Regions from separate parts of the Homo sapiens genome. Here all the other regions are linked to region 2. Evidence: chromatin contacts called from ENCODE Hi-C or POLR2A ChIA-PET data. All regions are on one chromosome and are shown on one strand. Each heading gives the region's core, a stretch centred on a gene start or an enhancer-like site at or near the end of the contact. The rest is flanking DNA. Distances are from core to core; before and after follow the strand shown. Region 1 overlaps CCNY (cyclin Y). Region 2 holds the start of LINC02634 (long intergenic non-protein coding RNA 2634). Region 3 has its middle 7.5 kb from the start of MIR4683.

Region 1 (2,700 bases), core at 124-2,623, 320 kb after region 2:
TGTGAGACTCAGACAGCCACCTGCAAGCTACGGAGAGCAGCCTCAGGAGATACCAGTCTGCTGACAGCTTGGACTTACAGCCACAAACTGTGGGGAAAAAATTCCCGTTGTTTAAGCCCCTAGCATTTTCATTACAGCAGCTCTTGCAAACTAATACACCCTGTAAACTTTATTAAAAGAAGGAATGAAATCTACATTCTAGGAGCTGCTGGAGATATCTGTGGACATAGATGCTGGTGGAGCTAGAGGCTCCAAGTGATTTTGTGGCACCTGCACAGTAAAATAGATTTACTATTAGAATTTTTAGAAATGAATACTTCATTCAGTCTTTCCCAGTAAAACCGTGTGAGCCCAGGAATTGGTGGAATTGGACATCACTCAGCTGAATGGCTGAGGGAAAATCATGACTCCTCGGTAGCCCTTTATGGGGAGAGGAGGTAGCACAAGGCTCACTGGAAGCTGGGGGCCCTGCACCAAGGTAAAGATGAGCAGAGGCACTGCCGGTGAGTTTTCCCAGCATAACTTCAGGAATAGAGCTGAGATGACACAGCCTGTAGAACAGGGGCCTGGACAGCCACCCAAGCTGCACTCCCTACCTGCAGTACCTTAGATGAACAATGGGTTCCTTCCACAAATCCCACTTGGGTGTCCCAGAATGAGGGAGGTGCGTGCCAGGAGCTTGTCCTTCTTGGCACGCTGTGGAAGTCCCCAAGATCCTAGAATCCTCTTTTTCATCCCCAAGTGGGAAAAGAGTCAGTGGCTTGGGCCTGAGGGTGGGGTGGGAGGCGTTTGGGCAGGAGAAGTCTCAGATATCCTGGGGTGGGCTCCATCCTATCAAGGGCTGCCCTGCTGCATTTTTCTATAATCCCATCACTCAGAAAGAATATTGCTAACATTTTTATTATATAGAACTTCCCAGTGTTTACATAGATTTTATTTTTACAAAACTGGGCCCATACTGTACGCGTTGTTTTAAACTTTTTGCCATTTAGCAGTGTGTTAATCTGTGGTTAGCTGGTCTCAGTTTCCTGGCAGAGGCAAACAACCCGAGCTCTCCCTTGGAGCTCCTGAGCAGGGAGAGGGCTCACAGGTTTCAGCTGGAAACCTTTTCAAATGGGGTTTTTGGTAGTGCTTGTTCTTCTAGGTACCCTTCTTCCTGGCCTCCTGTGTCCCAGCTTCCTGAAGTGACCTTCCTGGTATTTTTGACCATAGGCTAATCTCCTGCTCAAGAATTATCCAACAGTGAGAACTTGACTGGGAGTCTCCCCATGTACCTTTGGACAGAGGGGTTCTGGCTTGGAAGGCAGCTGACTGTGCAGCTGCGTATCTGTGGGCGCAGGCTGAAGAACACTGTACGACGAGTGTCACTGAGACTTGCAGGCAGAATAGTCAGGGCACCAGGCCATGTGGATAGTCACCAGCACCAGTCAGATGTTAGCTTCAGGCAGACCTCATGTGGGAAGATGGGGCCAAGGGCCAGCCTTTCTCCCACTCTCACCAACAATCAGTGGTCACAGCATCACAGGCCAGCTTAGAGCAAGAAGTGGCAACCGCTGTGGATGGGGAAAGGACAGTGAAATTTCACCATGCAGAGTTCTGTAGGCAAAAATACTGTTAAAAAAAATTACACCTCGAGGTTTGTCTGTTTCTTGTTTTTGTTTTGCACTGTTCCCGTAAATGTCATTTTCATGTGTAGACAAATCCAAATAAGGAGAAATCAAGTGACTTGTCCAAGCATTGCATGGCACAGAAGGTCACAGAGAAAGAACTTCAGTTCCTCTGTAGATACCTGGTTTCTGGTGGTGTTTTGTTTTTAAATTGTAGTAAAATGTATGTAGCATGAAATTTATGATTGTAGCCATTTTTAAGTATACATTTCTGTAGCACTAAGTACATTTACATTGTTGTGCAACCATTACCACCATCCATCTCTAGAACCCTTCATTTTCGCAAACTGAAACTCTCCCCCTGTTAAACACTAACTTGCCATTCCTCCTTCCTCCAGCTCCTGGTGATCACTGTCCTACTTTTTGTCTCTGTGAACTTCACTACTTTCAGGACCTCACACAAGTGGGATCATACAGTCTGTGTCCTTCTGTGTCCAGCATATTTCACTTGCCAATAATGTCCTCAGGGTTGATCCATGTTGTAGTGTGTCTGAATTTCCTTTCTTTTTAGGGCTGTATAATACTTCACTGGGGGTCTGTGTCCCATTTTGTTTATCCACTCATCCACCCATGGACACTTGGGTTACCTCCACATTGGGCTAGTAAGTGGAGGCTGTAAGTGTGGCTATGCAGATACCTTTTCAAGACTTTGTTTCTCCTTCTTTTGGGAAGTGACCCTAGTTTCTAGAAAAGTAGGCAGCATATTAGATGATTAAAACAGCTCTTTTTAACATCATTTTAGAGTTCTATTTTCAAGTTGCTGAATTGTACCAAATTGGGTTTTTATACAGTGTTGATCTAGTGTGACAAATATTTCTGAAATGTGGTTTTTGTTGGTCGACTTGAATATATTTCTTACAACGTTTTACACCAAAACTGTTTCTTCATAGTTATCTAAATGCAGATAGTAAATCCATCAGGCCCATTCTTGGCATCACGTTAGTTTTCTGATAATTTATCACATAGCAAGCTGTCAGTGTCCCTGTAAAAGATGTGCTGCTGCAGTTTGGAAATTCAAGTTTTGGAAATTATT
Region 2 (2,779 bases), core at 53-2,552:
GGGCATGGTGGTGCATGCCTGTAATCCCAGCTACTCAGGAGACTGAGACAAGAGAATCACTTGAACCTGGGAGGCAGAAGCTGCAGTGAGCCAAGATTGCGTCACTGCACCCCAGCCTGGGTGACAGAGCGAGACTCTGTCTCAAAACAAACAAGCAACAACAACAACAAAACCACATCCAAAGATATTAGAGATAGATCAATATTTAAAATTTATTTGTTATTGTTTAGAGACAGAGTCTCGCTCTGTCACCCAGGCTGGAGTGCAGTGACATGATCATAGCTTACTGTACCCTCCAACTCCTGGGCTCAAGCAACCTTCCTGCCTTAGCCTCTCAAAGCACTGGGATTACAGTTGTGAGCCACCATGCCTGGCCTGACTTAAAACATTGTAATCATTATGCTCTTTTAGAATTAAGATATTTAAACTTCAGATATATTCATCATTGAAATAGGTCAAGTTGCAGATTTTCTGGGTAATACATTTATTTTATGAAAACCAATAACCTGAAATGATGCACTTGATTGGGTGGACAGCAAAACTATGTCTGCTATTATATACTATATACTAGGATGCAAGTTCTATGAAAGCCAAAACTTTGTTTTGTTCAGCCCTTCATCCCTGCCACCAAGAACAGAGTCTGATATATAATAAATGCAAAATAAATGTTTTTTGAATGAATTAATGCATGCTAACTCATTTTTCAAAATTTATGTTTAATTGTGGCAATATACACATAGCATAAAATTTAACATCTTAAAATTTAACATTTTTTTGTTGTTTTTTCGTTTGTTTATTTGTTTTTTGAGACAAGGTCTCACGGTCACCCAGACTGCAGTGCAGTGGGGCAATCTCAGCTTACCAGTCTCCACTTCCCGAGTTCAAGTGATCCTCCCACCTCAGCCCCCCAAGTAGCTGGGACTACATGCACATGCTACTATGCCCGGCTAATTTTTGTATTTTTAGTAGAGACGGGGTTTTGCTATGTTGGCCAGGCTAGTCTTGAACTCCCGAGCTCAAGCGATCCACCCACCTTGACCTCCCAAAGTGCTGGGATTACAGGTGTGAGCTACCGCGCCCAGCCAACATCTTAACCATTTTTAAGTGTACAGTTTAGTTTGTCTTGCAATACTGAATCTCTATACCCATTAAACAACAATGCTCCACTTTTCCTCCCTTCAGTCCCCAGAAACCACCTTCTACTTTCTATCTCTATGAAGATAGAGAACTCGAGGTACCTCATATCAGTGTAATTACACAGCATGTGTCCTTTTGTGACTGGCTTATTTCACATAGCATAGTATTCTCAAGGTTCATCCATGTGGCATGTCAGAATTTCCTTCCTTTTCAAGGCTGAGTAATATTCCACTGCATGGATATATCACCTTTTCTTTATCCATTCGTCCATTGATAGACACTTGGGCTGTGTCCATCTTTTGGCTATTGTGAATAATGTTATATGAAAATAGATGTTCAAATGCTGAAGATCTTCCTTTCAATTTTTTTGATGGGTGGGGGGTTTTATATCCAGGGGTGTCATTGCTGAATCATGTGGTAATTCCATTTTTAACTTTTTGAAGACCTTCCATACTGTTTTCCATAATGGCTGCACCATTTTACATTTTCTCCCACCATGCACGAGCATGTTTCTAACTCCTAAGTTTGGTGATCTGGTTTCTAGGTGTGGTGCCGAGGAGCAGCAGGACATTAGGAGGTGTTAGCAGGTAAAACAACAGGACAAAGTATCATCTGGCAATCTACTACTGAGAGACAAGAATTCCAAGAAGCAAAATTAGTACTAGATTATTACGATATTCAATCACGATGCTTTCAGTGGTGTTCTGGAGATGCCATGAAAAAAGTTATGTTGTTTTTTCACTGTACAAGGAGGCAGGCATCTATCTATTTCAGAAAGACATTCATTGATTCTCAATTATGTAAGTATTGTCATACTTAATTTTGTTGTTTAAAAAACTAAGACTTCTAACAAATATGGTGAAATTTTCAGCCGGATGCAGTGGCTCACGCCTGTAATCCCAGCAATTTGGGAGGGTGAGGCAGGTGGATCATGAGGTCAGGCGTTCAACACTAGCCTGGCCAGCATAGTGAAACCCCGTCTCTACTGAAAAAAAATACAAAATGTTAGCCAGGCGTGGTGGCGGGTGCCTGTAATCCCAGCGACTTGGGAGGCTGAGGCAGGAGAATCGCTTGAACCTGGGAGGTGGAGACTGCAGTGAGCCGAGATCGCGCCACTGCACTCCAGCCCGGCTGACAGTGCGAGGCTCTGTCTCAAAAAAAAAAAAAAAAAAAAAAGCGAAATTTCCAAAGGACTGGTGGTCATTTTCATTTATCCAGAAATGTCACTTATAGGGGATGTATCCCTTCTCTATGATGCCCCATTAGTGGGATGTTACTGCTTCCATATACAATAATGAATCATATGGATACACTCCCGTATTGTTCATTCTTGAACTGTTATAAATACATACTTGAGACTGAGTAATTTATAAAGAAAAGAGGTTTAATTGGCTTATGGTTCCACAGGTTATACAGAAAGCATGATTCTATCATCTGCTCGGCTTCTGGAGAGGCCTCAGGAAACTTACAATCATGGCGGAAGGGGAAGGGGGAGCCCACAGGTTACATGGCCGGAGGAGCAAGAGCGAGAAAGGGGAGTTGCCATGCACTTTAAAACAACCCGATCTTGCGAGAACTAGCACCAAGGGGCTGGGGGTAAAACATTCTGCCCCATGATCCAATCACTTCCACCGGTCCCCAC
Region 3 (2,700 bases), core at 66-2,565, 390 kb after region 2:
ATCTACATATCCAGATCTGTATCTGCATATATTTCACTTTGGATGATAATACCACATTCAGTTACATTCACTGGTTTTCAACTCTGGCGGCACATGGGAATTGCCTGGGGAAGTTTTAGAAAACTTTGAATTCTCAGCTGGCACCCCCCAAAATTCTGATTCTGTTGGTTTGGGGTGCAACATGGGCATTGGTAATGATAAAAAAAAAACAAAAACATACCCCAAGTGCTTTTAACATGTAAGCATGGTAAGAACTACTGCTGGAGTGCTAGTTAATTAAAAATGGGCTTGTTAGGGGTGAAAATATTAGAAATTGGTTTTCTAATTTAAATCAGTGTATGATTCACCTGCATGATAAACATGGTGCTATAAAAGCATGCGTTTGTCCCCTGTGAAGAATGGCTGTGCCCCAGATTCGGAAAGCTATCCAACTTGGGTTGTTTCACTAACATTGATCCTAACTTTGCCTTTTGTCCTGGGGCAATTCCTTCCTTCCACCTTTCTCTGGCTACTGGCTGACCTTTTCAGCTGCCACCCATGCTCTTGGCCCCCTCCCGGGCACAGCCTGCAGCATGAGTCTGCTGGGCCAGTCAAGCTCTTCCTCAGGTTGCTCTGTCATTGCAGAGATTTCTGGGACGCTCTCTTGGGTTCCCTAAGCCCTTTTCTCTCCCTGATCCCTGCACTGGCCTTCACGGCACAGTGGTTCTGCTGTTTCTCCTTCTGCCTGGCCGAGGCCAGGCTCTCCCTGAAAGGCCCTCAGGCCTCTGCCAGCCAGGGCCAACACGTTCCACATTTGGCCCCTCTCCCCATGTGAACTCAATCAGTAACAGAAGCCCATCTGACTAATAGAGGATTAGTCCTCTCTCACACTGCTATAAAGATACTCCCTGAGACAGGGTCATTGACAAAGGAAAGAGGAGTAATTGGCTCACAGCTCCGCGTGGCTGGGGAAGCCTCAGGAAACTTACAATCATGGTGGAAGGTGAAGGGGAAGCAGACACATCTTACACAGTCACAGGAGAGCGAAAGAGAGAAAGAGGGAAGTGCCAGACACTTACCAAACAAGACCACTTGAAAACTCACTCACTATCGGAACATCAAGGGGGGGAATCCGTCCCCATAATCCAGTCACCCCCCACTAGGTTCCTCCCTTGACATGTGGGGATTACAATTCAAAACGAGATTAGGGTGGGGACACAGAACCAAACCATATTACTCCCAGTCACTGTGCCTTCTCACTAAGCTAGAACACAGACTCTTAAATGTGGAATTTATTGGAACACGGTGGCTGTAGAAGGCAAAAGGCAGGTGAGCTGGCCTAAGTTGGCCAGGATCCCAAGAGGCAAGCCTTTCCACAGTGCTCCTCTTGTCTCTGAAGGATGGGCGTTCACATTTCCTGTGTAGGCCACCACCAAACTGTGAGAGAACTCTGCTATGATTCTGTAACCAGGTAAACACAGCCCTGGTAAGTTGCTGTATCAGCTATGAATGCATTTTTTTTTTTTTTTTTGAGATAGACTCTTTCTCTATTGCTCATGCTGGAGTGCAGTAGCAGATTCATAGCTTACTGCAGGCTTGAACTCTTGGACTCAAGCGATCCTTCTGTCTCAGTCTCCCAAGGGACTACAGGCATGCATTACCACACCTGGCTTTTTATTTTTTTATAGCGATGGAGTCTCATTATATTACCCAAGCTGGTCTAGAACTCCTGGCCTCTAGTGATCCTCCTATCTCGGCCTCCCAAAGTGTTGGGATTACAGATGTGAGCCACCACACCCAGCCTGAATGCACCTTGTGGTGGCCTCAGAGGTCTACACAGAAGAGTGGGACTGCTGGAAAAGATCTACAGAGACAGGAGTGACAAGTAGGCTTAGTGGCTTCTAGGCCCAGCTGTGCTCCTGACTGTGTGATGTTCAGTAAGCACAGTTGTTTTGGGCTTGTTTTCTAACCAGTGAAATGTGGGATGGTGTGCTAGAACTTCCTACCCTTCGGTGTGCCTGTGAAGCTTGGGGATCTTGTTAAAATGCAGTTTCTGATTCAGTAAGAGAGATCTGAGATTCCACATTTCCCTAATGCCACAGGTTCTTGCCCCTGCTCCTTGTTCATGGGCAGCAAGATTCTTGCCCCTGAGGCCTCTGAACTCTGTAAGTCCTCCAAGATCTTATGTGGTCCTTGGTCACAGTCTCCTCCTTCCCTCCTATCCCCACTAGACATTCCAGTCCTCAGAAACCTCATTTCTCTGCTCATCCCTTTTTTTTTTTGGCAAAGTCTTGCTCTGTCATCCAGGCTGGAGTGCAGTGGTGTGATCTCAGCTCACTGTAGCCTCCGCCTCCTGGATCAAGCGATTCACCTGCCTCAGCCTCCTGAGTAGCTGGGATTACAGGTGCCAGCCACCACATCCAGCTAATTTTTGTATTTTTAGTAGAGACAGAGTTTCACCATGTTGGCCATGCTGGTCTCAAACTCCTGACCTCAGGTGATCCGCCTGCCTCGTCCTCCCAAAGTGGTGGGACTACAGGCGTGAGCCACCGGTCCTGGTCCTGCTCATCCTTCTTTAAGATCCTGTTCTTCCTACATCTCAGTGCTGTGTCATCTTCCTTCCCGAGGGCTCCAGCATTCCAACGCAGATGCTCACCGACCTTGTTTTCCAGCGAAGTTTCTACTCCTTGGTGTGTTTCCATGAACACCTGGCTAGGTAAA

What was found. Hi-C counts contacts between places; a loop is a spot of excess contacts on that map. ChIA-PET counts read pairs that join two places held with the same protein, here RNA polymerase II (POLR2A). Pooled maps may share reads with other maps.
Region 1: a loop to region 2 is called in a map of heart right ventricle, with 4 times the contacts of the local background. The contact joins the enhancer-like site here to the promoter of LINC02634 in region 2. A Hi-C loop is called at or near these places in 45 of 168 maps with a recorded cell type or tissue (A673, B cell, CD4-positive, alpha-beta T cell and 32 more), 25 of 37 single-sample maps with no recorded cell type and 41 of 50 pooled maps. POLR2A ChIA-PET finds 5 or more read pairs at or near these places in 3 of 52 experiments (AG04449, PC-3 and endothelial cell of umbilical vein).
Region 3: a loop to region 2 is called in a map of dorsolateral prefrontal cortex, with 2.4 times the contacts of the local background. The contact joins the enhancer-like site here to the promoter of LINC02634 in region 2. A Hi-C loop is called at or near these places in 6 of 168 maps with a recorded cell type or tissue (CD4-positive, alpha-beta T cell, PC-9, dorsolateral prefrontal cortex and 2 more) and 15 of 50 pooled maps. POLR2A ChIA-PET finds 5 or more read pairs at or near these places in 1 of 52 experiments (GM12878).

Annotation. Positions count from the first base shown.
Region 1 is chr10:35,560,483-35,563,182 of GRCh38, forward strand. The region is part of intron 8 of CCNY (cyclin Y); the gene reads left to right. Among named protein-coding and RNA genes, the nearest start is that of GJD4, 44 kb to the right of the region's middle. Within about 2 kb of position 1,374, at least 4 of the 41 ENCODE cell types and tissues checked have a DNase peak (open chromatin) inside an H3K27ac peak, as active enhancers do; they include dorsolateral prefrontal cortex, gastrocnemius medialis and heart right ventricle, where a contact is called at or near this core.
Region 2 is chr10:35,243,377-35,246,155 of GRCh38, forward strand. LINC02634 (long intergenic non-protein coding RNA 2634) reads right to left here and starts at 1,303. Exons shown (of 3, transcript XR_930819.3): 1 at 1,239-1,303.
Region 3 is chr10:35,632,401-35,635,100 of GRCh38, forward strand. No RefSeq gene overlaps it. Among named protein-coding and RNA genes, the nearest start is that of MIR4683, 7.5 kb to the right of the region's middle. Within about 2 kb of position 1,316, at least 2 of the 41 ENCODE cell types and tissues checked have a DNase peak (open chromatin) inside an H3K27ac peak, as active enhancers do.